Linked DNA regions of Homo sapiens: region 2 is linked to region 1. Evidence: chromatin loops called from intact Hi-C (ENCODE). Cell type or tissue: heart left ventricle. All regions are shown on one strand. Links, peaks and the distances in the headings refer to the core of each region. The heading gives the core; the rest is flanking DNA.

Region 1 (16,134 bases), core at 5,227-13,226:
GGTCGCTTGGTGGATGATCTGGAGAAAGAACACTTGGTGGCTGGCAATAGATGGAGATTTGCAGAACAGAAGAAAAATGAAGCCACCTGGATAGAAATTATGAGAAAGACGACGACTGAAAAATGTTTGTAAAAATGTGGTGTGGAATATGGAGTATCGACCTCATTCTAATCTTCCCAAAAGAGGACTCAAAGTAGACTGAATGCACTGGTTTTATTTTCTCTAAAACCCAGTAAAACCACTGAAATAACAACTGTTAAAATAAAAATGTTTGCTCATGTACCTCCCAAAACCATTTACATGTACACCATGCATTTTACTACACAAACTGTGGCTCAATGAACGGTAGTTGAATGAACCTCACCTTAACTTTCCAAGAATCCACAGCCTAGAAGCATTTTTATTTGCTTGAAATTGCTTATGCTTCATAGCGTAAAAAATACCATTCACTCCCTTCTTTGATTCCTATTTGAGGAATCAAAAGAACAGCGTGAAACAACCAAGTGAGTTTTTGCAGATGAGTCCAGTGAGCCAGGATGGCCTCATATGCTCTACTTTATTGTTCAGGTCCACTCACTTCAGATCCCGTAATTTGTAATAACCTGCATAATTTTTTATTGACAAATCATAGTTGTATACCTTTACGGGGTAGATGATGCGGTGTTTTGATACAGGCATACCATGTGGTATGATTAAATTAAGCTAATTAACACATGCATCACCTTTCTTGCGTATCATTTGTTATGGTGAGACATTTGAAATTTATTCTTATTTTGAAATACAGAATACATTATTTTTTACTATAATCACACTGCTGTGCAACAGATCACAAAATCTATTTCTCCTGTTTATCTAAAATGTTGTGCCCTTTGATCAACAACTCTCCATTCCCTCCGTCTCACATCCCCAGCCTCTGATAACCATCATTTTATTCTCTACTTCCATGAGTTCAACTTTATTAGATTCCACATATAAGTAAGAGCATGCAACATTTGTCTTTCTTGTGCCTGGCTTATTTCACATAGCATAAGGTCCTCCTGATACATCCACATTGGCACAACTGAGAGAATTCCCCCCACCCTTTTAAGGCTGATTGGTATTCCATTGTATATATATAACATAGTTTATTTATCCATTCACCCACTGATGAATACTTACACTGATTTAATGTCTTGGCTATTGTGAATAGTTCTACAATGAACATGGGAGTGCAGTTCTATCTTTTACATATTGGTTTCAGTTCCTTTGGATATATGCCCAGAAGTGTGATTACTCGGTCATTTTGTAGTTCTATTTTTAGTTTTTTCAGGAACTTCCATATAATTTTCCATAATGGCCGTACTAATTTACGTTCCCACAAAAAATGCTTCTGATCCCATGTATTTTCCTTGTTGGATCTTTAGATACTGGTACATTGGCAAAAAGATTTAAAAAAATTTTAATCCATCACTCTTCAATTTTAGACTATCTTTATCTCCAAATTATAATTCCAACTCATAATTATTACACATAATTTATCAACAGAGTATTAATAAGTTATGTGTATCTTTCAGCAATTCATAATCTCACTACTGTCATCTGTAAAATGAGTAAGTTAAACTAAATGACCTAAGATGTTTGCAGCTCTCAGTTTTTATATTCTAAAAACTGAGACTCTATATTTTAATCTCTTGCTTCTACTCTCCTGAGCCAAAGATCTTTACTAGTATCTCCTTGAACACAATATGTGATTCTTGAGTCTCCAGTCCGCACTTTTGATTCCTCTCCTAAAAGCCAAGCTTTAGTTCCCATTTATGTTGGGAGAGTCAGTCTCCTCTAGAGCTCCCAGCTGTGTACATATACTAAGTGGAAGCTTAGCACAATACACTTCACCTCTAGTTTCCCAGTAAACCTTTTTCTGCACCCACAAACTGCAAGACTTTTCTGGTCTTTAGTCTGTACAGCTTCCAATTTCTAGGCTATCACAATCCAATCAACTCCATGCAAGTGATGATAGCAGGCTACAGGGGTCTATGAAAGATAGTACAATGCACAAACCCATTCCCCAGACGGTGAAAGAGAAAATTAAGATAATTTGTCTGGACACATAACTTTAAAGGAAAATCCATTGCTGACTAACGCAGCCTGTTAGCTATGAATGCAGAAATTAAAACTCAAATTATAGTAGGCCAATAAAGTAGTACAAGGTGTTTATAACTCTCTTTGACTGATAAAGCAAGGATACCTGACTTATCAGGAAGGGTGGCAAATAGCTCTCATTTTATAATGACGTAAATTAAAATGAGAAACAAACCAGAAAATAGGTGGATCTTTATTAAATTGAGGAATGGTTTATTTCTCTATTTAATTTAAAATACTCTAAATAGGGATGTTTCTAAATTGCTCCTAGGTTCTGAGGAAAGATGTGTCTGCTGGAGAGGCCACATGTCTTGACAATTTGCTTACTTTCAATAACTACAATGTATTATGCTAAGTTCTCTTCTCTACAAAAGCTATGGTCCTCACACTCAGCAGGGCAGTACATCTGCCATTCCCCAGCCCCAGGCCAGCTCTGAGATGCTTCAGGTAGAGAGAAAAGCTTTTCCAGATGCACATTGAGAGAGAAACCACATATGCACAATTCAACTCAGAAAGCACGAGTGTTTTTCTTCAAACTTTTTTCTTTCTCATTCTGTGAGTAATTCAGTCACTGACAGTTCCCTAAATGTTATCATTTTAATTCCGAAAACATTAACCTCACTTCCCCTGAGGATTTTGAGATGTACATCATGACAATGTATTTTTTAAATGTCTTAATAATGAGAAATTTCAGGTAGCCCTTCATAATACAACATAGGAGATGGAGGCGAAACGAAGCCCAGCTTTCGGTTGAGTGTTCGGAACAGGTTCTCCCTCTGAACTTCCAAGTGCCCACAGATGGCTGTGGGGTGGGGTAGAGGACCTAAAATACATGTTAAATTCGGTGTCATGTTTTCTTCTGTGCTTTCTATCATTGCTAGATTTTAAAGGAATCTAAAAATATGAAGAATCACTAACCACAGTAAAACTGAGGGAAGGTACCACAGGTCAGTCCAAATGTGTCCTTCACCCAGTCAAGCCCTGTCCCTGGGGAGAAAATCACCTGCAATAAAGCTAGCATGCTCGAGTCACTAGAGGCTTAGGAGCACATTAGATTTCTAAGAAAAATAAATCACAAGAAGCAAATCCATATCATGTATTTATCTTTTAAAACATATGCCAGGGAAGATATTTAGGAAAAAATACAAGATATATACATATATACAAATATATATTTATATGTAAATAAATACCATACATTTAATTTGCTGAATGTCAAGAAACTTTGAATAGTTTTATAAGACACGCTCCTCGTGAAGTTACTAAACATTATCATTCCTACCTCACATTGATTTATAAACTAATACAATTCCAATAAAAATTTTAAGTTTTTCTAGAAGAATGAATATATAAGGAAATCCAAAAACATTTTTAAAAGTATGCAAAAGAAATGGAACCGCCAGATTCTGAGATGTATTGTAATGCTACAATAAGATATAGTATAATATACAAACATATCAAAGACAATAGAAGGCCCCCAACAGTCCTAAACAATATAGAGGAAATAATTATTCCAAAAGTCTGGTATGGAATTAATTAGCAATTTAGAAAAAAAAGTTGTCTTCGATCTCTACCTCTGACTGTATACCAAATTAAATTTTTCATATGAAATGGAGTGACAGAAAGAGAGAAAAAAAGTAGAAAGAAACCCTTTAAGAAACGTGAAAACATTGGTAAACTTAGATCAGAGAAAGTCTTTTAAGCTAAAAGAATTATCAGAAATTATATAATGAAAGGACAGATTTGATTATGTAAATATTTAAAACTTCCACACATCAGACAACACAGTAAAATTAAAAACAAATGATAAAAAGTAAAATAACAGTTTCAAAAATGGTAATTTTTAGGGATAGGTATTTAGTAAGAAAAAACAACTATGGCAATATGGTAATATACATCAGAAACCTTAAAAAGGCATATACTCTTATGTATAGCAATTCTACCTATAAGCATTTATCCTAAGATAAAATACTTATAGACAAAGACTTACAGTAGTTATTTATAATACATCATGTATAACTCAAATTTTTATAATTAGTAAAACTCATTTAAAGAGTTTAAATAACAGTAGGCCAGGCACGGTGGCTCACACCTGTAATCCCAGCACTTTGGGAGGTCGAGGCGGGGGGATCACGAGGTCAAGAGATCGAGACCATCCTGGCCAACACGGTGAAACCCCGTCTCTACTAAAAATGCAAAAAAAATAGTCGGGCATGGTGGCGGGCGCCTGTAGTCCCAGCTACTCGGGAGGCTGAGGCAGGAGAATGGCGTGAACCTGGGAGGTGGAGCTTGCAGTGAGCCAAGATGGTGCCACTGCACTCCAGCCTGGGCGACAGAGTGAGACTCCATCTCAAAAAAATAGTAATAATAATAATCGGAAAAGAACAGTAGTCTATAATGATTCAAATTCTATTTTTATTTTTCCACATTAAATTCATAGGCCTAGTTTCAAAAGTGACAACAGTTTCTCTGAAATAGAATCATAGAAAGTTTCTTTTGCTTCATGATTTTTCTGGATATCTTCAAATTTTACTTTATTTGGGGAACATTTAAAACCTTATGAGAGATTTTCTGAGATCAGTAAACAAATCCCTCACATTAAAATGAAGTAGTTTTCTACAGAGCAAGCCTCGAATAATAGCTGTATATTTTCTATGAACTGATTATACTAGAAAATATAACCCTCCCACAGGATGATAATAACAGAAGCTTGTCTTTGTGCCCTTGTACTAAACTCCCGTGTCGTGTGGTATGACAACACCAGCATGTCTGTGCAGATTCTTCTCCAGGAGGGCTTTAGAAGTCTCTCTGCCCAGGGCCTGCTGGGCGCCCATGGTGGTACCATAACTGTGCAGGGGATCTTCTACGTGCTTCTCCAGGTCTGTGCCCTTTCTGGGCCCCGGTGACAGGCCTGAAATGATAGCCTCAAGTGGCTCCCAGTCTGCTGACTTCTCTTTGGGTTTGGCCAATGGGAATGACGATGAGGGACCAGAGAGTGGGATGAGAAGAGATCAGGTTGTGTGCCCTCAGTTCCCAGCCTGGCATGTCACTATGGACCGGCGGCACCTCCCTGCTGAGGGCTGCGGGTCCTGCCCAGCAGCTGCCTCCACACCACTCAGCCTCCCTCTTAAGTTCTAGTTTTCGATAGCGACTTCTACTCTTGCCCCTTCAGGCTTGGGTGTGGTAAAAGCTTCTCCTTGGTACTGGCCCCAGAGTAGCGCTCTCTTACTGCTTTTTCTAAACCCCGTCTGTACCTCTGTGAAAGGTCTCTAATAAACTCTCCTCAAATCACTCCATTTGAGTGCCACCTGATTCCTGATTAGTACGACCCTCATTGATACAGTCATATATGTAATTACCCTAGAGAAAATAAAGTTAAGTGCGTTTGGACTAAACAAAGCAAAAGGAAAAAAGTGATCTAATGTGGTTTAGGAAATTTTCCATTCAAGTTTGGGTTAAACAGAAGTTTAGCCCTATGCTACTTCTATGCTTCAATTACCTAGAACATCCTTATGCTTTCTTTACTGCTGTGTCTGAATTGCTCTGCTCAGATGAAACAATCATTTTCCACCCTTATGCTGTTCATTCTTACACAATTATGATTTTTGGAAAATCAAATGTGGGAAAGAAGACTTAAATTGCTATACATATTTTCATTAAGGATATGAGTTTTCATCCTGTAAGTCAAACACCACAGAAAGAAAATGCTATGAAGTAACCAATGCCCTGCAGAAACTGTGTAAATGAAAGCTAGAAATCATCTCAAGATTCAACTGCCAGTGTGTTCTCAATCACTGGAGTAATTTGATATTATGGAAAAACCTACTGAACCACCCAACTTTGATCTGTTCATGTCTATCAATGAACAGGAATGGAAAGAAGTTATTTTTCTATAACCAGATAGATAGATAGACCTCAATGCACACATACACCTAATAAAAACAACAAATATAAGCCACGTATAGGTAATCTCCAAATATCAGGAAGAAGGCAGAGAGGTTTCATGGATATATACACACACATGCAATTCTTAATATCTTACATACCCATCCTCTAATGCTTTGGTGTCATTTTACAGTTCACGTGAAACTTCCACTTAAATAGTAACCATATCTAGATTCCCATTTCATTTAAATAAATTCAAGTAAAGTTCCTAGGCAGGTTTCCAGAGAGTTAGGTTGCTTTAAAGTTGGCCATGCATTAAATAAAGCTTTGTCTCACAAAAGTGAACGAGTAACTGATACGGTATCTGTACATTCACTCTGCACAAGGTTCCTTTATCTCAAAAGCATTACTCGAAGACAAACAACAAATCAGATTACAGCTCTAGAGAACCATACTCTGCCTCTTCTAGCAACACTGCCAGCTCACAAAATTGTATGAGGACCAACCACCGGCTTCCTGAGGGATTTGCAATCTACCTTCTCCATCAGGTCCCCCAAGGTTCTCCTACTTCACACACATTCCCCCTTTCATTCATTCCACTGCATTCATCTTTCATCTTTCAGAGGCTCGTTAACAATAAGTGTGCAAAGGTTCACTTTAACAGCAAAACCAAAAAGAAACCCTTCAGCATTACATTTTATAATGAAATAAAACCCCAAATTCTGAGAGTCAACTAAGCTAGAACTAAAAGCCATTGCAGGAAGAGATTCATTCCCGGGTCCCTAGCTTCCTTTCACATTACCTGCTTCAGTGTACTTCAGTCCCACTTTTTCTTCTGTGTCTTTTGTCTTTGGGGGTGGCCAGACAGCTTGAAGTCTGCCAGGAGTCCTGTCATCCTGCTCAGTCAGGCTGTGGTCAGGCTGTTGAAAGAGCAGGCAAATAGTAAGTGGAATGTAGTCAGAGCCGATTAATTCCTGAAAAATGACATGCTAAACCTAATTCTGAAGTTAATTTTAATGGCTAGTTGCACATTGCTCTCATTCACTATAATTCAGATATCTCACTATAGTGTGACCCTTTTCCAGAAGTGTAACGTGATCAGTTGAGGTGAAAATTTAAAACTACAACAACAAAAAAACCTCAAGGCTAAGTATATATCACACAACCCTTAAAAGATTATTTTTATTATATAATTATTTGAAAAAGCACAAATATACTTTGACCTGAAGGTACAGACATAAATGTACTACACTGATGTGCATTTATGGGAATGTTTACCAATGTATCCCGGGACTCCAGGATTATTTAACACAAAGACTAATTTCAAGAACATCAGTGGTAGACCAAGACACCCTTTTTCAAACATTCCACACTGCTAATTTCCTTTTATTCCTATAAACGAATGAATGAGATTTGCCTTCATATTCCAGTCATTTTTATATGTGTTGATTTTTACAACTAGGAGAATGTTATATTGTGCTTGGTTTTTTAACTGCAGTCTGAGAAATTCTGCCAAAGACTTTCATTTTTAACATTTTAACTGAATATTTTAAATATATAGGAGGAATGATAGTCATACACTGAATTGATATTAAGCAAGAAATTCTATTTATTGTTCTTCTGATCGTTTAAGATCTACTGGACAGGTACTTGCTCATCTTTATAAATTACCTGAGTTAGTTTTCTTTGAGTAATAACAGCATCTATTAATTAGATGCTTCCCATGCACTGCCTTTGTTTAATTCTCATAACAACCATATAACCATTTTATTTTCCTCATTTTGCACATGAGGAGATTGAGGCTTGGAGATTATCAAGGTTACCCAGCCAGTAAATGGCAGAATTAGAATAAAAACCCAGGTCTCATTCTAAATCCAGTGCTCTAAATCTGGAAGCCTTCCAACCAATGTGGAACACTCTAATCACACCACAAACACATATTTTGTCAAATGGCAGACTTTCAAAGGAACGATAGACTTTCTGCGGAGGTATAATTAAGGGGTGAGGAAACCCTGTAAACCTGGGCTATACTGCCATCTTGCATCATTTCCTCATGCTACCTAGTTTTATAAGTGCGTTTACCATCAACGTTTAAATTCACGGTGACAGTTACCCTTTCCTACCTGCACATCTTTGTGTATATCCCTCTTGCAATATTCCAGATAAAAATCAGGACGCATGAAAAGCACTTCTGGTTAACTCCATACTCCTTACAGGACAATATAATTTGACTATAATCCTTTTTCAACTAAAAGAATCACTAACAGGCAACTAGGATTCACTTTGGGAGGAAACCTGGAAAGAAATACAGCAGCACCATATTTTATGTTAAAATGCAAAACCCAATTCTACATACACTTTTGGAATCAGAGGGGCCATCCGCTGGCTTAGAATTGGACCGTTCAAACACAGCTCTTAGCGACTCCTTCTCATGTCTCATCTTGCGCTTGAGAGCTTCCAGCTCAGAGGTGTCAGCTGTGGTCCCCTTTCTGGGGGGCCGGATGAATAGGGCTTTAAAAGCCTCCAGGGCTGTCTCTGGCGACTTTGGCTTGACCTCACCACCCTGGGTTTGTGGTACTCCAGGGCCGCTCTGGCTCTCTTGGTCAGCATTGCAGCCCATCTCTTCTCTCCTGGGCGACTCAGGGTCTGCTCCCTTCGGTTCAGTTTTGGGCATGTCAATGTTGAGCAGCAGAGAGAGCTGCTCCAGGAGAGTGGGAGTGGCCTTCGGATCAGTTGCTTTCTTCTCACTCTTCACTGTCTGCAGCCCTGCCTGCACTAAGGACTTCTGCACAGGCTGCGTCAATTTGAGCAAAGCTAAGTCCCCATCCTTTGGTTTAATTTCCGTGATGGTCTCTCCTCCCTCAGCGGTAGCCCCCTTCTTCAGCACACGAAGCCCACTGAAAAAAGCTGGAAGTTGGAATGACTTCTCTCCAGAGACTTCTTTTTTAGAAGAGGCACTCTCAGTGATACCAACACTCGAATTCTGGTTTGTTACTGCAGGTAGGTCTTGGGACCCTTCTTCTCCCACCTGGTCCTGGCTGGGGCGACGCTCTGTCTGAAGACCACCGTTGCCAGCTTCCAGTTTGCTGCTCATCTCAGGTGGAATCCTTTGAGGATCTTCTGCACAGAGCTCTGCACCATTCATTTCCCCAGTGACAGTATTTTCCCTGAAACCTCCTGGGTTTTCTTTGGACTCCTGAGATGGCTCAGATAAAACACCACTAGGGGACTTTGGGCCATTGGTGCTGCTTCCCTCCTCTGGCTCCTGGCCACCATCATCAGAGTCAGAATCACTGGTGGTGTGCACCAGGGTCCCACGAACACAAATGACATCGTCTTTTGTCCCTTTCAAAGTAGACAGTGGAAGCAGCTCTTGAGCAAGGAGAGATGTCCCTGCTTCTTTTCTCTGACTTCCCTCTGATTCTGTCTCCACGCTTGCAATTTTCTCATCATTTCCGAGGTCAGGTGAAACCCGAGACCCTGCTTCCTGTGGATCCAAGCCATTGCTGGAATCATCCTGCTGAGATGTGGGATTCACGTCTAAACTATGGAATGCTTTCAGCACAGCATCTTCCTCTTCTGGATTCACAGATTCTAATTTACTCGTAAACCCAAATAGGGATTTCATAGAGAACTTACTCAGGATCGACTGAGCCACTTCAAGTCCGGCTTCTGGTTTTGCTGGTTCTGACACATCACTGCCATCCAGAGAATTATCAACGTTCTCCATGTCTCAGTAATGCCCTTGGTGGAAGTTCTGACTTGTGTTACCTTCTCCTGCGCTCTCAGTTTATCCACTCCATCTGCTCTTAATTTACAGGACAGAGAGCAACAGGACCCGGGAGTCAGGCTGTCAGCCGCACAGCAAACACACTTGGTCTCTTTCGGGTCACAGTGCCCTCCTTCCGGTTTGTGCGATGATGTGTTCCAGGGCAACTGTGAAAAATCTGTGGAGTCTATGCCCAGAAGCAGCCGAGGCTGCGCACCTTACTACACACGGACCAGGGAGGCTGCTCTTCTGAAACTTCCGTATTTATTCCCGGGGACAAAAGCCTTTTTGTCATAGGGAAAGTCAGCCTGCCCTGTAATCCCAACCCAGGACTTCACGAGGAGCTCCGCCCCAGGCCGGCGGTTCTCCTGGTGGCATTCAACTTCCTCATTGGTGAGCAAGTGAAGGCTTCTGAAAGTGCTGAGCCGGCAAGCTGATACTGAGGGCACTTAGCCACTGCCCAGAGCAGCCTAAGGGAATCAGAAGTAAATCAGCAGAAAACAACTGAAATACTTCTGACACAGGCCTTCTTTTTCATCTGGATTATGATCAGAGAGGCCTGGGGCATCCAGGCCAAAAAACTAGCAGTACACCCAGATCAGCAGCCACTTACGAAGCCGCAATCAAGGAAACAAATTAAAGAAAGCAATAGATCATCTCAAAAGTGCCTAGAACTCTCAAAGCAGTTAATTTACTGCCCTTGAAGCTTTTTTTAAGTGCTTTCTTCCGCTTCCCTGCAGGTTTCATCTGGAATGCAGATTTTAGCTCCTAAAGCCCGTGAGGGATAACCCACACGACTGGTTTCAGATGACTGCTGTTTTAGCTCTGCCCTAGCTGTCTCAGTGCTCTACAAACAGGTATTAGGCAAGCACACCCACCACACCCAGTGTCCACCAGCAACAGGGTGGCAGAGTAAACAGCCCAGGCTCCGCAGGAATGATTACCCTCTACACTCCCTGTGCCAACCGCAGGCTTCTTTCTGCTCAGCAGCTGTGACTTCCTGGCTGCCTTAGAAATCCTGGCAGCAGCAGGACACGCCTCTCCCCCTTTGGTGTCCCAGCCAACTAAATGAAACCTGGCATGACACAGTGTAACACACAACCTGCCCTATTAGACAAAACAATTTGAAGATCCCCAAGGATCCACGTTCTCCTAAAGGGCAAAACATCTGAAAAGTCTCTATCAGTCAGATCTCTATCACAGACCCAATTTGCCTCAACAAAAACAGGACAGACAAAACAACCTCCAAACATCAGCCCAGTGTAGTTTCTACCACTCTATTTATATGCTGGGAAACTGGCAACAAAGGATGGGGGTAAAAATTGCAGCCCTGTTTCCTAGCTGCATAGCTGCCTCTTGGGACAGCTCCCTATCTACCTGAAGGCCTCAAGTGTTTTCCAAATCCAGTCCCACTAAGCAGGCATGCAGTGAGTGCCTGGGATGGACAGGACACTGTTCTGGTTGGAGAGGCAAGTCAAACTGGCTGAACAGTAATTGCCATCTCTGTTTGAGCAAAGGTCCAAGAAGATTGTGGTCAAGTGTTAAACACAAACAGTAATTCCTTCTGCAAAATGGAAATGGTAGCCATAAGGAAAATGACAGTCTTGCTTTATCTGCAGGAGTGGGTGGCTGCATGTCACACATTGATAACTTGAGCCATGTTCTTCAGTACTAAAAACAATCTAAGCATCAATACTGAGAAATTCTGATTGCAAAAATACATTTCTAGCAATGTATTCAAAAGGAACGCTCACACAAATAAAAACGCATCATTGCATCCCATCAACCACTAAGGGTAAGTAAAACACTTTCTAAATCTTGATTTGATCTTGTGTTTTAAACAGGTACTTCTCTGTTTGCTCCTGATCATAGTATTTTTGGGAATTATTAACTGAGGCACTTAATCAAAAAGCCACCAGGACACTGCAGAAAAATTCAATGGTGTCTTTTAAGTCTAAGAACAAGATTCTTGTCTAGAGGAAATACCCATTGATTAAAATCAGACATCTGCTTCTTCAAGATTGTAGAAAGAAGAAATGATCACAACAGATCATAAGATCAGTCTTTCTCTTTTTTTTTTTTTTTTTTTTTTTTTTTTTGAGACCGAGTTTCGCTCTTCTTGCCCAGGCTGGAGTGGAATGGTGCAATCTCCGCTCACCACAACCCCCGCCTCCCGGGTTCAAGTGATTCTTCTGCCTCGGCCTCCTGAGTAGCTGGAATTACAGGAATGCGCTAGCACACCCGGCTAATTTTGTATTTTTAGTAGAGACAAGGTTTCTCCATGTTGGTCAGGCTGGTCTCGAACTCGTGGCCTCAGGTGATCCGCCCGCCTCGGCCTCCCAAAGTGCTAGGATTACAGGCATGAGCCACCGCGCCCGGCCTAAGATCAGTCTTCTTACGAGCAATGCAGATCATCCAATTCTAATATGGCAGGGGGCAGTGGGAGAGGGCACGTATTTGGTCTTTTTTTTTTTTTTTTTTATGAACTGAAAAGACTCAATTTCTCAGACATAACTAATTATTGATTTCTGGAATAAGCTTCCAGGCCCCTCTATAGATTTGGGCAAAATGGAACAGATGCTGGAAGGGGCTACTGGCCCTTCTGCACCATGGCATGGAGCAGAATTATAAGGTTTCAGTATCCCCTCAATACTCATAGATGCCAACACAATTTCATGGGAAGTGGGTCAAGTCTTTGGTCCCAGGAGATTATCTGATTTCATCCCCTTGGCTCTAGGTAAGTAAGGTATTATTAGGCCCATTTTTAAAGGTAAGCAACCATAGCTGAGAGAAGGTAACTTGCCAAACTTAACACAGCTAGTAAGTGGGGAATAACATCATCTAAGATTTGAGGGTTGACCATGTGCCAAGCACAATTTTAGGTGCTCCACACATATTAACTCACTTAATACAGATAACAACCATATTATGAGTTGTTATTATTATTATTCTCTTTTTCCTGCTAGAGAACCGAGGCACAGAAGATTAAAAGTCTTGCCAGTCCACAGAAACAGTGGATGGTGGAAGTATAATGTGAATCCATGCAGGCAGGCTCCAGCATCCACACTCTCAACCACTCTTCGAAAGCCCAGAGGCTCCACTTCCTTCCCGAATAGAAGACCACACACAGCGAGGTGCAAAGGTTTCAGCCCAGTTCATTGGTGGTCTTTAACTGGGATGTGAAGTATACTTTATCCTCTTAAATGACACAGAAGACAAACATCACCAAAAACAAACAAACAAACAAAAAACAACAACCTTATACTGAGGATGACTGTTCTTTTCTTTTGCATAACTTGGGGAAAAATCTACAAGTTTTCTTAGGAAAAAATGGAGAGAGAGGAAAGAAAAATCAAGCAAAAATTCCAGTAAACCTAGCTGGCCTATCTATCTAACACAGAAGAGACACGGAATCCTCTGGGCTCAAACACATCAAGGTTTTCCAGTTTGCCCCTACCATTCTCCTTCATTTATGAAGCATGACTTCTATTAAGAAGACTTCTTCATCCAATGTCATAAATGAGCACCAACAATGAATGAGGCTGTGAGGACATAAGAATGAAGATAGCCCTGCCTTCCACCTCCATGAAATGTGTAGTTTAGTTGGAGATCTCTATTTAGAAAGAGGAGACTCTTGTTTACAGACTGTAACCAAGGACTTTATCCCCCAGGTTCAGTCTAATAGTAATAGCTAGACCTGAAACAATTTTGAATGAAAGCCAGCAGTGACCATTTAAATATGAACACGAGTAACAGGAGCACGAGTAAGATTCAAAGAGATCTTTTAACACGGACTCTTTCAAGCCACTGGTTCTCATGACCATAAAAAATGTTACCACTGCTGGTCACTCAGGGAATGAGAGTGTTTCAGATTGTAATATTCAAATAAGCAACCTACAAATTCAATCTAAATTGGTCTTGAAAAATGAATCTCTTTAAAGCTTTAACATTTTCAGGGAGGATAGTAATCACTTCTCTTGGACATTATCTCAGTATCTATGTGCTGAAATAAGCACCTATTACACAAAACCAGCAGAAGCGAAGGCTTTCATCCTTTACAACCTACCTCAACTGATTCTCTTTTGTCTTGTCTTAACCTCAAGACAAACTCTCTAACTGCCACATCTGTGCAAAAATGATCTTCACCAAAACAAACAAACAAACAAAAAAACAACCTTATACTGAGGATGACCATTCTTTTCTTTTGAGTAACTTGGGGAAAAATCTACAAAAAATAATCTGTGCCAGATTAAAAATGATCCACCTCAGACAACCCACGTTTGAACTGTATGGGTTCACCTATACAATATGTTTTCAACCAAAAGAAGATGGAAAATGCAGTCTTCATGAGATGTGAAACCTGCACATATGAAGGGTTGACTTTTCAACTTTTCCTGTAAGTGGATTCCCAGAGCCTCCTGTGGGACTTGGGTATGAGAGGATTTGGGTATATGGGTGATCAATCTTCCAAGTAGATGGAGGGACAACTCTAAGTCAAAGGATACATGAGAAATAGGTAGCATTTGACCTACGTGATATTCTGTTATAACTCTGTTAAAAACAATCAGTACCTAGCTACTTAAAAATGTGAGCATAGTATTTGTGGAGAATTTACTAGCAGTGAATTCTTCATTTCTCCCATCTCACTGTCCTCTCAGCTGTACACAGATTGAAGGTGGAGCCAATTGTACCCCATGGCAAAAAGAACATCAGTCTAGGCTGGGCACAGTAGCTCACGCCTGTAATCCCAGCACTTTGGGAAGCCAAGGCAGGTGGATTACCTGAGGTCAGGAGTTCAAGACTAGCCTGGCCAACATGGCGAAATCCTGTCTCTACTAAAAATATAAAAATTAGCCAGGCATGGTGGTGGGCACCTGTAATCCCATCTACTTGGGAGGCTGAGGGAGGAGAATCACTTGAACCCATGAGGTGGAGGCTGCAGTGAGCCGAGATGCACCCCCTGCACTCCAGCCTGGGCAACAGAACAAGACTCCATCTCAAAAAAAAAAAAAAACAAAAACAGAACATCAGTCTAGTAAGTGTATACCTAGTGAGATAAGAACAATTGCAATAAAAGGCACATTATCTCCTATAGGCAGTAGAGCCTAGCTCCTTGACTTTCCTAATATTAGGAGATCAGCAATAAAAATTTTTAAATATCGTTTTGCGAAAACTGGACACTGAAAGAAACTTCTCTAAGGGCCCCCTTACTCTTTGTAGCACTTCTCGCTATTACTCAGTTTGGATAATTCACCCCCACATTCTCATCAGACTTCAGAAAGGCAACGTGAAAGTAAAGCAAACAGGATCGCATCTCACTGTTAGGCTACTTGTCATGATTCTCCTTGTCCAACTTATTTCAAGTTCTGGGCCTGATTTTAATGACAAATTGCTTCTAGCTTCCCAAAGTAGTTCAAATAGCTTCATGCGAAAACCGTTTGAAACAAAAAGTAGAAAGTGTAGTTAAACTTAGTAAGGGTAAATAAGAGTGAGGAAACTATTTCTGCAGGTGAAAAAAAGTTAAGAGCAATGTACTGGGAAAAATAAGTAAGTTCTGAATAAAGATATGGGTAGGTTAATGGGTGAAATCCTGGTTTCTTGGTTCAGGAAGCGTGTTTTAATTCAACAAACGGCATCTTGAACAAGAGGGGAGAGCTGAGGAAATTATAACATCATAAGGAGTCAAAAAAATGTCTGTAAAATGAGGGGTCATATAAAAGGAGTACAAGATTATGGAATAATTTGGGTAGAATCCAGTTGTTGTAAGGTTGAATGGGACCTTAGAAATAGTAGAAATTTACCTAGCTTGTTTTTTTTTTTTTTTTGAGACAGGGTCTCACTGCGTTACCCAGGCTGAAGTACAGTGGCACAATCACTGCTCAGGCAGCCTTCACCTCCCCTTGCTCAAATGATTCTCCCACCTCAGCCTCCTGAGCACCTGGGATTATAGTTGCGTGTCACCACGACCGACTAATTTTTGTATTTTTTCTAGAGACGGGGTTTCACCATGTTACCCAGGCTGGTCTCAAACTCCTGGCTTCAAGTAATCTGCCCACCTCGGCCCCCCAGTGTACTGGGGCTACAGGCATGAGCCACTGCCTCCGGCCTGGCTTGACCTTTTGTTTTAAAGATGAAGGCATTTGAGGTCAAGGGAAGCGGAACAACTGGCACCAGTTCATACTGCTCAAGTGCAGCACCCAGATGGGGAAAAAGGCATCCCATCTCCTGTTCACCCACATCACATCACCCTGCTGCTATGCTGTGGGATCTTACCTTCTTCCTGATCAGCATCTTCGTTATACTCATTTTCCACATCTTTGAAATGGAGACAACACCTTGCTTCTACCTAATTCACAGGAATA
Region 2 (16,134 bases), core at 4,454-12,453, 60 kb before region 1:
AGGCTTGGGATTTATGCCTTTATAAATTTCGTTGTATCAGCTCAAATAGAGTCTGCACTCAATTCTGTTTCAACAGCAATGTGTAAACTATTAGAAATGGATGAGTGGAATGTGTTGGCCACAGTAAAATGAGGAAGTCTACAAGTCTTAATGGAGGCCAGCATACCATTTCATTCTCTTGGGGACAAAAAGGTACAATGTAAGTTAATTTTCAGTTTGGCATTGATCCCTGGATCATTTTGCAGTGGGAGTTACCAAACTAGAAATGTGACTGCATTGCACAATGAGCAGGGGGCCTGCCAGAGGCCATCGCTCAGTGAAGTTTCCCCTCAATTAGGAAATATGCATGTGATAAATGGGGTAAACGAAAAAGATTCCCGTAAAGGAAATGTCACTATTGGCTGGTTCTTTGTCTTGCATCCCACAACCCAAAGAACATTAGTTAAAAACAGATACAACAATCTGTCGTTTCCAAGTCCTCTACTTTCAAACTGCTTAAGGTGTTGGTCAAAAACGATATTCTTAAGCTACCAGCTCCTCACAAGCCAGACAAAGGGCATGTACTTTTCTTTCTTCCCCTTTCAAAATTGAAGAAGTAGAGATCCAAAGAAGTCCTACTAATCCCATGCTCAGGCTTCCCTTTTGTCATAAAGATTTGGGTATCCTACAGAGTTTCACTTACCTTTCCAGAGCTGCATCCCTTCACAGAGTGACACATCTGAGAAGACACTGGAAGATTAGAGGACTACATTCAGAGTGTAACTGAAAACCTAAACACATTGCTCCACAGAGGCAAGTAGATGGACTAGAGACCTGCTGACTAGGAAGGAGAACTTCCACGAGTAACTAAAAGGTTAAAAACGGGAGGCAGTGGCTGGACGTGATGGCTCACGCCTGTAATCCCAGCACTTTGGGAGGCAGAGGTGGGTGGATCATGAGGTCAGGAGATCAAGACTATGCCGGCTAACACGGTGAAATCCCGTCTCTACTAAACATACAAAAAATTAGCTGGGTGCAGTGGCGGCCGCCTGTAGTCCCAGCTACTCGGGAGGCTGAGGCAGGAGAATGGCGTGAACCTGGGAGGCAGAGCTTGCAGTGAGCCGAGATCCTGCCACTGCACTCCAGCCTGGGCGACAGAGCCAGACTCCATCTCAGGAAAAAAAAAAAAAAAAAAGGAGGCGGTGTAAATAGGAATTTAGGGCTGAGCATAGTGGCTGACACCTGTAACCCCAACATTTGGAGAGAGAGGCTGAGGTGGGCAGATGGCTCGTGCCCAAGAGTTCGAGACCAGCCTGGGCAACATGGAGAAACTCCATCTTTACAAAAACAAGATAAAATAATAAATAAAGGATGCAACCAGAACTCAGGAAGTGGATTATACATTGAGAAAATAAGATTATATTAATCAATTAGGGTAGTATCCCAAACAATGGGTTTCTTGAAGAAAAAGGATTATGTTGGAAATAAGCTATACAGCATTCTCTTTATAGTTCTTCCCTGTACGTGGTAAAGCTCAAACACAGCAATAGATATTTCTCAAATATATTTGACCATGAAAACATTTTGTCAAGAGGCATTTCAAAGTATCACTGTTCAGTGGATTCTGTCTTGGGAAAAGCTAGTTTAGACCACCCTGATATAAAGCACACAGGCACAAGTACAGCAGGAAGATCACAGACAAGTCACCCTTAAAGAATAAATCCACGGCCAGGCACAGTGGCTCATGCCTGTAATCCCAGCACTTTGGGAGGCCGAGACGGGTGGATCACTTGTGGTCAGGAGTTCAAGATCAGCCTGGCCAACATGGCCAAACCCTGTCTCAACTAAAAATACAAAAATTAGCTGGATGTGGTAGCACATGCTTGTAATTCCAGCTACTCAAGAGGCTGAGGCAAGAGAACCGCTTAAATCTGGGAGGCGGAGGTTGCAGTGAGCCGAGATCACAGCATTTCAATCTAGCTTGGGTAACAAGAGTAAGACTCCGTCTCAAAAAGAAAAAAAAAAGTGTAGCAATTTACATTTACCTTCCCCTTATAGTTCAAAAGCAAAGATTTATTGATTATTTAAATGAATCAATTTCTGGTACACATGTTTATACACCTTTACTTAAAGTAAGTACTTGGATGATTTTGCCATTCAAATCTCCAGCGGGAGGGTGGTTGCAGGTCATTTCCCATGACTTCACTGTTTTATGTCATTTATAATATCCACAACATAATTCTTCAGTTTTGTCCAAGTGCGTCCCCCCTCATCCTCCTCCTCCTCCCACTTCCCCCCCCACCTCCCCCCATCCTCCTCCTCCTCCCTCCTCCTCGAGTTTAGAGTGGTCTTTGTGCTTTTTTTTTTGGTTGAGGACATATTTGGGACATTGGACTTTCCTCCTCCTCCCCCTCCCCTTCCGCCTCCCCCTTCCCCCTCCTCCTCCTCCTCCTCTTCTTTTTTGATACAAAGTCTCACTCCCTCGCTCAGGCTGGACTGCGGTGGTGCGCGCATGCAGCATGCTACACCTTTTGATAAGCTAGTAGCAGGAGCAGCCTTGTGCCCTTTCCATACTGCACCACTCAACGAATGCTGGCTGCAGAGCACACATGGAATAAAAACCCTAAGCTCCCCCACTTACTGCCCATGGAACTACAGGGTAAAATAATCAACTGTCCAATCCAAATATTTTAGGTGATAGGGCTTGCATTTTGCTGGTGGGGGAAACTGAACAATTAAGTGATTTCCCTTCAAGTGTATGGTTAAAACAAAATGGAAAGTTCTCTGCTTATTTAGGTTCTCTGCTTATTGAATCATGCTGTTTTCTTTAAATTCTATGAAAACATTCCAAAAAGACCTAAATGTGATACTTATCAATTCTTGTACATGGTGACAGAATGAGTCACTTTTTCTTTTGTACTTTAAAAGCATGAAACCCTTCTTATTCTAGAAAGGCATGTTGAAGAAGTCTGGAAACATATCTGAATTCTCCATAACTTGTATATGGAGAAAGAAAATCTAACAATGATAGCTGCCAATGGAAATCACATGTAAAGCATCAACATATTTTTCCCACTCACTATCTTCCACTAGGTCTGTGACAAAAGATGAGTCCACTACTTAGTGAAACAAAACAGGTAGGGGTGATATTCAGTGAGTACTCACAAGTACAGCTAGGGTGGGTTTTTGTCTGTTCGTTTTACGAACAGCATCTATTTTTTATTGTATTGATGCCAAACCAGTTGTCTCATTTTATTTTCAGTATCACCCAGAGTACAGGGGTAATTAATCAGGCAGGTAAAGTGGCCCAGAGAGCACCCTGGCAAATGAGAGGTCATGCATCCTGGTGGAAGTGAATGCCTGCGACTTAGCCCCAGCAGGTTGAAGTCATACAAGAAAATAAGTCCTTTGGTGCCAGCTTCTCCAAGTTTTAAAGCAGCAGCTAGAAATCCAGGTTTTATATAAAAATCTCCATATTTTAAAATATTTATTCCTAGTTCAATCTTTAAAACACTGTGTTTGCCAAATGAAACACTTCTTTGGGTCAGATTAGAGAAGAGGGTTGCTGGTTTCCTACTGAGGGTTGTCCATCTGTGACTGCTAGAATAGTTTAAAACTACAGCTAAGTGTTCAACATACGAAAATCAATAAACACAATCCAGCATATAAACAGAACCAAAGACAAAAACCACATGATTATCTCAATAGATGCAGAAAAGGCCTTTGACAAAATTCAACAACACTTCATGCTGAAAGCTCTCAATAAATTAGGTATTGATGGGACGTATCTCAAAATAGTAAGAGCTATCTATCAATATCATACTGAGTGGACAAAAACTGGAAGCATTCCCTTTAAAAACTGGTACAAGACAGGGATGCCCTCTCTCACCACTCCCATTCAACAAAGTGTTGGAAGTTCTGGCCAGGGCAATTAGACAGGAGAAGGAAATAAAGGGCATTCAATAGGAAAAGAGAAAGTCAAATTGTCCCTGTTTGCAGATGACGTGATTGTGTATCTAGAAAACCCCATTGTCTCAGCCCAAAATCTCCTTAAGCTGATAAGCAACTTCAGCAAAGTCTCAGGATACAAAATCAATGTGCAAAAATCACAAGCATTCTTATACACCAATAACAGACAGAGAGCCAAATCATGAGTGAACTCCCATTCACAATTGCTTCAAAGGGAATAAAATACCTGGGAATCCAACTTACAAGGAATGTGAAGGACCTCTTCAAGGAGAACTACAAACCACTGCTCAATGAAATAAAAGAGGATACAAACAAATGGAAGAACATTCTATGCTCATGGGTAAGAATCAATATCGTGAAAATGGCCATACTGCCCAAGGTAATTTATAGATTCAATGCCATCCCCATCAAGCTACCAATGACTTTCTTCACAGAATTGGAAAAAACTACTTTAAAGTTCACATGGAACCAAAAAAGAGCCCGCATTGCCAAGTCAATCCTAAGCCAAAAGAACAAAGCTGGAGGCATCACACTACCTGACTTCAAACTACACTACAAGGCTACAGTAACCAAAACAGCATGGTTCTGGTACCAAAACAGAGATATAGATCAATGGAACAGAACAGAGCCCTCAGAAATAATGCCGCATATCTACAACTATCTGATCTTTGACAAACCTAACAAAAACAAGCAATGGGGAAAGGAATCCCTATTTAATAAATGGTGCTGGGAAAACTGGCTAGCCATACGTACAAAGCTGAAACTGGATCCCTTCCTTACACCTTATACAAAAATTAATTCAAAATGGATTAAAGACTTACATGTTAGACCTAAAACCATAAAAACCCTAGAAGAAAACCTAGGCAATACCATTCAGGACATAGGCATGGGCAAGGACTTCATGTCTAAAACACCAAAAGCAATGGCAACAAAACCAAAATTGACAAATGGGATCTAATTAAACTAAAGAGCTTCTGCAAAGCAAAAGAAACCACCATCAGAGTGAACAGGCAACCTACAGAATGGGAGAAAATTTTTGCAACCTACTCATCTGACAAAGGGCTAATATCCAGAATCTACAGTGAACTCAAACAAATTTACAAGAAAAAAACAACCCCATCAAAAAGTAGGCGAAGGATATGAACAGACACTTCTCAAAAGAAGACATTTATGCAGCCAACAGACACATGAAAAAATGCTCACCATCACTGGCCATCAGAGAAATGCAAAGCAGAACCACAATGAGATACTATCTCACATCAGTTAGAATGGCGATCATTAAAGTCAGGAAACAACAGGTGCTGGAGAGGATGTGAAGAAATAGGAACACTTTTACACTGTTGGTGGGACTGTAAACCAGTTCAACCATTGTGGAAGTCAGTGTGGCGATTCCTCAGGGATCTAGAACTAGAAATACCATTTGACCCAGCCATCCCATTACTGGGTACATACCCAAAGGATTATAAATCATGCTGCTATAAAGACACATGCACACCTATGTTTATTGTGGCACTATTCACAATAGCAAAAACTTGGAACCAACCCAAATGTCCATCAATGATAGACTGAATTAAGAAAATGTGGCACATATACACCATGGAATACTATGCAGCCATAAAAAATGATGAGTTCATGTCCTTTGTAGGGACATGGATGAAGCTGGAAACCATCATTCTCAGCAAACTATCGCAAGGACAAAAAAACCAAACACCGTATGTTCTCACTCATAGGTGGGACTTGAACAATGAGAACACGTGGACACAGGAACGGGAACATCACACACCAGGGACTGTTGTGGGGTGGGGGTAGCGGGGAGGGATAGCATTAGGAGATATACCTAATGCTAAATGATGAGTTAATGAGTGCAGCACAACAACATGGCACATGTATACATATGTAACAAACCTGCACGTTGTGCATATGTACCCTAAAACTTAAAGTATAATAATAATATTAAAAAAAAAAAACTACAGCTAAGTGTATAAATTGGATGTACCACCCAGATGGCAATAGTGAGCCATGGTGGCCATGGCTTTAGCAATTAGGTAAACATCATAAATGTGGGGCAACAACAGTTGTTTAAGTGTACTAGTATCATCAAAAGAGCAGATGATTTTTTTACAGATGGTTTTTAAAAATCTAAAGTATAGTTTGGAACATTTTTAATCTTTACTACTGTTAATCACACCTTAGTCTAACCTGTATTTTAAGTGCAGATCATGATCACAATATACTTTCCTTCTTCCATATACTCCTCTTTTCCATCTCCAATCTTTTCTTAGTTTGAGATATATAAGATCATAAGACTTTTGCAGAGACAGAATGAGATAATGTGCTTAGAACAATACCTAGCACACAGCAAGAATTAAAAAACTGTAAGCATCTTCTGTTACCAAGAATATTATTCCACTGTCAAAGCCCTCGCCAGGCTGGTCTACAGTTTGTGGAAAGCTAGGGTTAACTGTTACAACTTGGCTGTTAACACAACTTCTGCTTACAGAATCACTTCTGTTCCTGCCCTCTTTAGGAATCTGTGTCTTAAATTATCCCCTACCAATTTCAGTTCCTCTGAGGCAGCTGACAATCTTTTTTCACATCAGAACAAAGAAAAAGAAAGAGAGGTCTCCCTTTGTAACAAGGGAGATAAGGGCCTCCCTCCTCTCCTTTTCTTCTAGGAGACAGAGGTACTTTTCCACTTTTTTGTTTCTTTGTGAAATTGACTCATTTTCTCTCCCTAACTATTTAAACTCTGCTGGATGGGTAGGGCTTGAATTCATACACCATACTACTTATCGAATAATTTTCTGCTACTTGCAATAACATAACATATAATCCAATACACCGACTCAGTTATTTTTAAAAGCACATTATCATTCATTGAAAAGAAGGATGTTTTCATATATCTGATAAGGGGTTAATATACAAAAAATATTTAAGGAATTCAAAGGCAAGAAAACAAACAGCCTGATTTAAAAATGAGCAAATAATCTGAAAATACATTTCTCAAAAGAAGACATACAAAAGGGTCAACCAATATATGAAAAAAATGCTCCAACATCACTAATCATCAGGGAAATGCAAACTAAAACCACGATGAGATATCACTTCACAACTGTTAGAATCGCTATTGCCAAAAAAAGACAAAAGATTACAAGTATTGGTGAGGATATGGAAAAAGAGAACCCATGCACACTGTTGGTAGGAATGTAAACTAGTTTGTAGAAAACAGTGTGGAGGCTCTTCAAAAAAATTAAAACTAGAATTACCATATGACCTAGAAATCCCACTACTGGGTATATATTTAAAGGAAATGAAGTCAGTATGTTGAAGAGATATCTACACTCTCATGTTGACTGCAGCGTTATTCACAAAAGCCAAGATATGGAATCAACGTTGAGTGTCCATCAATGGACAAATGGTTAAAAAAAATGTGGTTTATACACAAAATGGAATACTCTAGTCTTTAAAAAGAAAAAAATAATCCTGTCATTTGCTACAATATGGATGAACCTAGAGAACATTATGTTACGTGAAATATGCCAAGCACAGAAAGACATGGCATGACCTCATTTATGTGAGAAATCTAAAAAAGTCGAACTCGCAGGAACAGGGAGTAGAATGGTGGTTACCAGGGGCTAGGGGCAGAGAGGGGTGAAAAGTGGGGAAGGATTAGGGAGATGTTGATGAAAGGAGACAAATTTCAGTTAGATGTGAGAAATAAATTCAAGATGATCTTCTGTACAACATGGTGACTATAGTTCATAACCATGTTATTGTATACTTTAAAATTTCTAAAAGAGCAGAGTTTTCGTGTTCTCACCGCATATAAATGATAAATATGTGAGGCAATGTATGTGAGACAAAGTATATATTAATTAGCTCAATTTAGTTACTCCACAATATATACATATTTCAAAACATGTCATATACCGTATATATACAATTTCTATTCGCAAACTAACAAATTTTTAGAAAAGAAATGTCTGATCCACAGATTGATTAAATTAGCAGTCATGAGTTAACATTAAATGAGGAAAAAATGTTACTGAAATTTTGCTGTCATTCTCTCCTGAAGCAGGGGGTTACTGCAGCCATCAGTAAACAAGTCTCAGTGCCTGATTCAGTATCCAGTTATTTGAAGTTAAGATTCTGAACTTTCTGCCACAGGCACTACAAGCAAATGCCAAATACAGGGAAAGTCAACTAGATGGCAGCACAAGGGAAATGATCCCTCAGTCATTCCGGGCTTCACAAGGGAGGATCAGGTCAACAATTTCCCAGCACTCTCTGAGGATACGGAAGGGCTCAGAACTCCTCCTCCTCCACCTCCTAGGGCTCCTTCCTTAAATTTTGTAATCTGCATCACATCATATTGCAGGGATGTGCTAAGAAACATACAGACATGAACACCCGAACAAGAGGAAGCTGAACAAAAATAACTTCCATCGTACCTAGAAAAAAAAACTTCTACTATATTTTATATAACAGCAGAAGTCTATTCCATCTTCTCTTCTGCTTTAAAAATAAAATAATCATTTTCCAATCCAATCAAATGCATTTATGGTATTTTTTAAAATTAGAAATTGAATTCTATTAAAAACAGAATCCAAGACTTTTCATTCCCTGTATAGACACAGTGCCTACTGGCAGCTGCAAGATGCGATGCTGTCTAGTTTAACACTTCAACTTAAGAGGAATATTTACTTCAGCATAGGAGAAAACCAAGTATCAGTTCTATAGAACCCGTTCAGTAGCATCAAAGAGGCATACCTGCAGGTTTTCAATTTCTTCTTTGTGCTCCCTCTTCAAGTGTAAAATAGCAGCTTGGTATTCTGTAAAATCAAAAAAGAGGCCAATTATAAAGAAGTACAAAATTAAGCACAAAATTTATCTACTGGTCCTCTTAGAAATAAACTGACTAAAATAAATGCCACAATTTGACATCAACCTTACAAGAGATGTTAAAAATTACAGAAAGATAGGACAAGTAGTTCAGGGTAAAAGGTAAATTCCTTCCTTTTAGCAAACGCTGAATTACGAAAAGACACAAATTAAGCAGATGGGATAGGGTTAAAAGAAAAAAAAAGGGATGATGAGTGTGTTCCAGATAAACACTAGGTCAGGAGTTTGTATTTAAGGAGTTGGAAATTAAGTCCCCACAGAGGACAAATACAGACATCTTAAGAGCAGACAGGGCAGGAAACAAACGAAAACTTTCTATGTGAGATCAGAGCACTCTATTTTTAACTCTGTTTCAAAAAAGAAAAAAAAAATCTCCATTTGAATGCAAGGCTAAGTAAGCACCCAGGGCTGATTTTAATCTTTATCTCAGAAAGTCAATACTATTTGTCATTTGGATGAGAGATTCTAGGGTGAACTGAGGCTGAAAGGACAAAAATAAATTTCTGGTCCAATTTTAATATGAGTCTAATAATGTTTATTTCAACAATAAGTCCCAAGTGTACGTAAGAACTCCAGCCAACCACTAAAACTATCATTCTGCTGGCGAAGCATGCAGCTGTCAAGACAACTTTATTTCCAGCAGAAATTCTAGGTGTGTGGGGTCATGGAACTATACAGGCTGCAGAGAACCACAAGACAAAAATGCTATGAGCACACATTTTTGTGAGATAAGCCAATTATTTTACAAATGTGTTTGGGGTCATGAGTATGAGTAAGCAAGAAGCAGTTTGACCTCATTGAAATATGTGTGAAAGCCAGGCTATTTCTCCAAGTAGATTTCCTAAATCAGGCATGAAAGTTTGTGTTTTAATTTAAAAATGGAAGAAGGAAATCATTGGCAAAGCCACGCCAGAAAAGTAGTGTTGCTGCTGATAATTACGGCTAGATAGACCTCTACTGTTGTGGGGAAGGTGCTCCACTGAGCTGTGAATCCATCAGAAAGTTCTGTGGGTTCTAAATCCAAATCATACCTCGAATGGTCTGGTAGTGACCACTTGTCATTATCCCCACCAGCACCACGATAATCCAAGTTACCACCATCTCCACTAGATTAAAGCAGTATACTTCTGGTAGGGTGCCTGCTTCTACTTTTAGCACCACTGTAACTGATGCTCATCAAAGCAGACTGAGTGATCTACATAGACATGAACCAGATCATCTCATCCTTGGTTTTTCACGCAATTAGAGTGAAATCAGAGCTCTCTGTTGCAGCCCATAAAGACCTCCATGTCCTGGTTCCTACATATCTCTCCCTATCATTTCATACCACTCCTTCCCCTTGTTCATCATACTCCACCGTACACTGGCTTTCTTGCCATTCCTTGAACTTGTCAAATTATTTTCTATCTCAAAATCTTTGCTAATATTGAAAACAATAATAAAGGATTTCATTTGCTGACTACTTACTATATATCAGGCATTATTCTAAGTCTTACTTTATCAACTCATTTCATCTCCACAATAACCCTATGATGTAGGTACCATTATTGTCTCCATTACTGATGAAGATACTAATGCATAGAGACATTAAGTAGCTTGATCAAGGAAGTAGAATAATTTTCAAAGCCAGTAAACATGCTTCATTTAATGGGTGAATGCATAAACAAATGATAGTATGTCCATATGATGGAATACTACTCAGCAATAAAGACGAATATATGCATCAACATGGAGGAATCTTTTTTTTGTTTGTTTTTTTTGAGATGGAGTTTCACTCGTTTCCCAGGCTAAAGTGCAATGGCACGATCTTGGCTCACTGGAACCTCCACCTCCCAAGTTCAAGCGATTCTTCTGCCTCAGCCTCCAGAGTAGCTGGGATTACAGCCCACCACCATGCCCAGCTAATTTTTGTATTTTTAGTAGAGACAGGGTTTTACTATGTTGGCCAGGCTGGTTTCAAACTCCTGACCTCAGGTGATTCACCCCCCTCGGCTTCTCAAAGTGCCTGGCCAACATGAAGAATCTTAAAGGCACTATGCAGAGTGAAAGAAGTCAGTCTCAGAAGGCCAACCACTGTTCAATAGCATTTATATGACATCTAGAAAAGACAATCTAGAGGGATGAAGAACAGATCAGAATAGTAGTTGCCAGAGGTTAGAGATGGGGGTTTGGGGAGGGGGTTGACTGCAAAGTGGCAGCAAGCAAAGGAATTTTAGGGATAATGATATTAGATATTATTCTCTGTCCTGATTATGGTGGTTGTTACATGAATCCATACACATTAAGTTCAAGAAAAAGTACACCAAAAAAAGGATGTTAATTTGTTTTAAATCTGACATTAAATATTATATTGGTAAATATTTTCCCTGTAAGATTCAGCATAACACAACAATACCTGCTACTATTGTTGATATTCATCATTTTTCTACTGCTACTAGCAGATGTAATGGATGAGAAAAAAGACACAAAATCTACATAGATTATAAAGAGAAAAAGGAAGGTATTATTCTCTATGTTCATACATCTAGAAAAATCTAAAAGATCCAACTGATAAAATATTAGAATATGCATGTTTAGCAGAGTTGCTTGGTATTATCAACAAAAATATACAAAAATCCTCATAGTAGCAGTTTAAAAAAGAAAAGCATAACACTTACAGTACTTCTAAAAATACAAAATACCCAGAAAAAACTCAACAGAAATATGTAAAGACCTCATATAAGAAAATAGTAACATTTTATTGACATATTTTACTAAAAAAAAAAAAATAAACGCAGAAAGACAAGTGGGCAAGCCATGTTTCTGATTTATAAGACTTCATATTGTAAAGGTGTGAGTCTTCCCAAACTGATTCCTTCAAAATTTGAGTTTTGTTTTGTTTGAATATAAGGAGCCCATTCTAAAATGCATGTGGAAGCATGAAAGTGCAAAATGCCAATAAGAGCCAAGGAATGCATGAAAATATAGACTAAGTTAAGACAACTTACCTTACCTCCTAATGAGAATTATTTTTAATTCTTACAATGTAATTAACATGGCATGGTACAGACACAGGGATTAACAAATAGGCTAATAAGATAGAATAGACAGTCCAGAAAGATACCATGATTTATAGGGTCACTTGATATATGATAGAAATAGCACTGAAGATCATTAGTTACACAAAGAATGATCTTTTCAATAACTATTGGCTGGGAAAAAAATATTCTGTTCCTTTCTTATGGAAAAAGACAAAACTGGATCCTAACCTTATACTATAATCTATTAGAAGTCAATTAAGTGCTAAACTGTAAAAAGCAAAATTGTAAATATTTTATAATAATTATCTTATAAAATTTATCTTATAGCATAGTATTTTACAGCCTCAGGATAGAAAAAAGATTTCTTAATATTCACAAAGCAATATATATAGAGGAAAAAACCTGATAAATTTGACTACATTAAAATTAAGAACTTATTTTTCTTAAAATATACCATAGAGAAACAGATTGACAATAGATCAATCTATCATCAATAGAGATAACATTCCCTACAGAGTGGGAGAATATACTTGCAACACCATCAATCAAGATCTAGTGTAAATATATAAATGCATCCTACAAAACTATAGAAAATGAAGCCCATGTGAAAAATGAGCAAAAAGCATCAACAGGCGCTCTAAAAAGATGATATACAAATAATAACTATGTTAAAAGGTGCTCCTTATTAGTAATCAGGAATATTTAAGGTCTGACAACAGAGCCTTGGTGAAGATGCAGAACAATGGAAACTTCCATACACTTCACTTACAGCAGGAGTGCAAACTGGTATAATCACTATGAACAATGATATTTTCTAATAAAGTTAAAGATATTAATGCTTTCTTAACCAACAATCCTAACCTTAGGCATACATAAGTAACAAAACTATGAAGAAAAGCAACCTGTCAGTGGACAGCACCAAAGGAAGCATTGTCTCTCTTCCCACTGCTGTCATGTCTGCACATCAGAGTCCCTCAAAGGGCCTGAACAGCTGTGGAAGCTCCTCATCAGAGGGTTGGGCTTTGAAACCACCGATAAGTGCCTGAGGAATCATTTTGAGCAATGGGGAACGCTCAAGAACTGTGTGGTAATGAGATCCAAACACCAGGTATTCCAGAGGCTTTGGGTTTGTCTCATATGCCACCGTGGAGGAGGCAGATGCAGCCATGAATGCAAGGCCACACAAGGTGGATGAAGAGTTGTGGAACCAAAGAGAGCTGTCTAAGAAGATTCTCAAAGACCAGGTGCCCACTCAACTGTGAAAAAGACATTTGTTGCTGGCATTAAAGAAGACACAGAAGAACATCACCTAAGAGATTATTTTCAACAGTATGGAAAAATGGAAGTGATTGAAATCATGACTGACCGAGGCAGTGGCAAGAAAAGGGGCTTTGCCTTTGTAACCTTTGACAACCATGACTCTGTGGATAAGACTGTCGTTCAGAAATACCACACTGCAAATGACCACAACTGTGAAGGTAGGAAAGCCCTGTCAAAGCAAGAGATGGCTAGTGCTTCATCCAGCCAAAGAGGACATAGTAGTTCTGGAAACTTTCGTGGTGGCCATGGAGGTGGTTTTGGTGGGAACGACATCTTTGGTTATGGAGAAAACTTCAGTGGTCATGGTGGCTTTAGTGGCAGCTGTGGTGGTGGAGGATATGGTAGCAGTGGGGGTGGCTATAATGAATTTGGTAATGATGGGAGCAACACTGGAGGTGGTGGAAGCTACAATGATTTTGGCAATTAAAACCACCGGTCTTCAAATTTTTGATCCATGAAGGGAAAAAACTTTGGAGGCAAAAGCTCTGGTTCCTATGATGGTGGAAGCCAGTACTTTGCCAAACCACAAAACCAAGGAGGCTATAGGGGTAGCACTAGCTATGGCACTGGCAGAAGATTTTAATTACTGCCAGGAAACAAAGCTTAGTAGGAGAGTAGAGCCAGAGAAGTGACAGGGAAGCTATAGGTTGCAACAGGTTTGTGAACTCAGCAAAGCACAGTGGTGGCACAGGGCCTAGCTGCTACAAAGAAGACATGTTTTATACAATACTCCCGTGTATGGGCAAAAGAGTTAAGGACCATATTTGTGATTAGTTATATAACAGGTTATTTTAATTTCTGTTCTGTGGAAAGTATAAAGCATTCCAGCCAAGGGTTTTAATACAGTGGTTTGTCTGCACCCATGCTATCAATTGCTAAATGTAATAGTCTGATCATGAAGCTGAATAAATGTGTCTTTTATTTTTAAAAAAAGAAAGACTAGCAAGCAATAATATTAACAAAACTAAGAAGAATGGTGGTTTCCAGGAGAAGATGAACCAAGTTGGGTTGTGATTGAGCAAGGAGATGTTATATGGGTGTTAAATGAAAAATTATTCTTTAAATTGGATATTTTTTACGAAATTATCTTTATGCATATCTAACATTAAATGAAAGAAAAAATACTTCTCTTTTGAAAACTGGTTACATTCGTTTCCTCAAATATCAATATAGGCAAAACAGAACATCTGAATTCATAAAATAAGAAGCAGAAAGTGACTTAGTAAGTTTAAATCTTGTGTAAATGTTGAGTCCTAACCCATGTCATGATAAATATCCAAACCCTAACCAATTCCAAGCTTCTACAAAGTAGTCAAAGGAAAGCTACTTAAACCAAGCTTCTTGTGAAATTGATGTCCTTTGAGAATAGCATCTACATTCTAAATAGAAATTATACAGACTATATTTTGCAATGATTCATTTTGTGTAAATTGTACCTATATGGGTGTGACAGATATCGCTATGACTAATTCATTAACAAACCGATGAAGGAGACTACTGCAAAGCTAACATCTAGGAAAGCATGATTCATCTCCTCCTTTAACAAATATTTTTACCAAGAGTCCCAGTGTGACGGGTGGCAGGAAACACACTCCCATCCCAACAAGGATGACAGAATCCCTGGGCAGCATGTAGAAGGAGGAAGCTAATGCCTTTACTACTGGCATTGGTGAATGCTCACTTTGAGAGTTCACAAGAGAGTAGTAAGAGAATATAAAGGTTACAGAATAATGTCCATGAGTCAAAACTAAGTTAGTGCTTTCCAAATGTGTCTTGTTAGTGGCAGCCCCCTGCCCCCAGATGCTTCTTGAGGCTTGCAGATGCCTGAGTGTGAGGATGGGGAGGCAGAGGTGTCAACTCAAGACCAAGGATGTGTGTATTTGTTAAAAAGAGAACTTGACCCTAGCATTGGTATTCAGTAGCTCTGGGACCTTATAAGTGTGTGAAAAGGAGGAACAGGAATTCTACATCAGGGTTGAAAAGGGCAGACTCATTTGAAGTCACATTAGCCCCTAATGGAAGTTAATAAATCAATTTAAATAATCTATTCCACAAGAAACAAGTCTAAAGAACGTCTTTTTGAAAACAATAATGTAGTCCATGAAAGACAGAGAAAGGAGTAAGGCTCCTAACTGGCAGGATTCAACATTTTGGAGGAAAAAAAAATGAAAGAACTTTCTCTGTACAAATAAAGCTTTCTTAGTCTAGTATTTAGCTAATTGGTTCCTTCCCTTTATGTTGCACAAACCTTCCTTTTTGATCAGTTCACAATAACAAAACATCCTTCCTGCCAGGTGTCATTACAAAGTTTGTGCCCTCCAATTTGTGAAGAGCAGAATTACAGATGATTCCACAAACACAGAAGGCATGCAGTAACCACTGCTGAAGTCCATCACTTACTAAATGAGTTTACCTAATTACATATGGGTACGGATAACATTATTGAGGGTTATTTTTCAGGAATAGTTCTAAGCACTTTACACAGATTAACTCCTGCCATCCTCACATCAAATTGAAAAGGTAGACCCTATCATATCGAGACTTACTTTACAGATGAGAAAACGCCTCAGGTTGAACAGCTTTCCTAAAACCACATGCTAGTTAAGTGCCAATAATATCATTCAGACCCAAAGAACGTGTGCTGGCTCTGCAGAGTTTTTGTTTATTCCCTTGTTTTCGTTCTTGCCGTTCTTTTGGTTACATAAGCAGCAGATGCAAACAAAACCCCAAGCCTCTGTAAACTTCAAAGTTGCTTGCTTTATCCTATTACCAGAATCACTCGTAAACTTGGGGTAACTTTTTTCATAATTCTGTAAAAGGGGAATGCTAATTTTAATCACAGGGAGGTTTGAAGAGCCAGGGGTCAGAGTGAATGGTGTGAATTTCAATGGCTGGCACCGACAAGTTCTGTGATTATGATTCGTCTGTCTTTTCTAAGGGAATT

Evidence for each region. Peaks named below come from ENCODE experiments on the same cell type or tissue, not always from the same donor. Only the 100,000 strongest peaks of a DNase experiment are listed, where the experiment ranks them.
Region 2: a loop joins it to region 1, with 5 times the contacts of the local background. A loop is called at or near these places in 4 of 110 quality-filtered maps.

Annotation. Positions count from the first base shown.
Region 1 is chr15:33,058,152-33,074,285 of GRCh38, forward strand. FMN1 (formin 1) reads right to left here. Exons shown (of 21, transcript NM_001277313.2): 6 at 6,806-6,923. LOC124903459 (a long non-coding RNA gene) reads left to right here and starts at 8,747. Exons shown (of 2, transcript XR_007064574.1): 1 at 8,747-11,567; 2 at 12,739-16,134. RefSeq lists an enhancer at 8,916-9,739. In heart left ventricle, for the core only: no CTCF peak of the experiment used is centred there; a DNase peak (open chromatin) is centred at 10,130; H3K4me3 peaks cover 379 bases.
Region 2 is chr15:32,999,296-33,015,429 of GRCh38, forward strand. FMN1 (formin 1) reads right to left here. Exons shown (of 21, transcript NM_001277313.2): 7 at 8,719-8,780. It also overlaps the pseudogene HNRNPA1P71. Among named protein-coding and RNA genes, the nearest start is that of FMN1, 190 kb to the right of the region's middle. In heart left ventricle, for the core only: a CTCF peak has its summit at 8,165; no DNase peak of the experiment used is centred there; H3K27ac peaks cover 959 bases.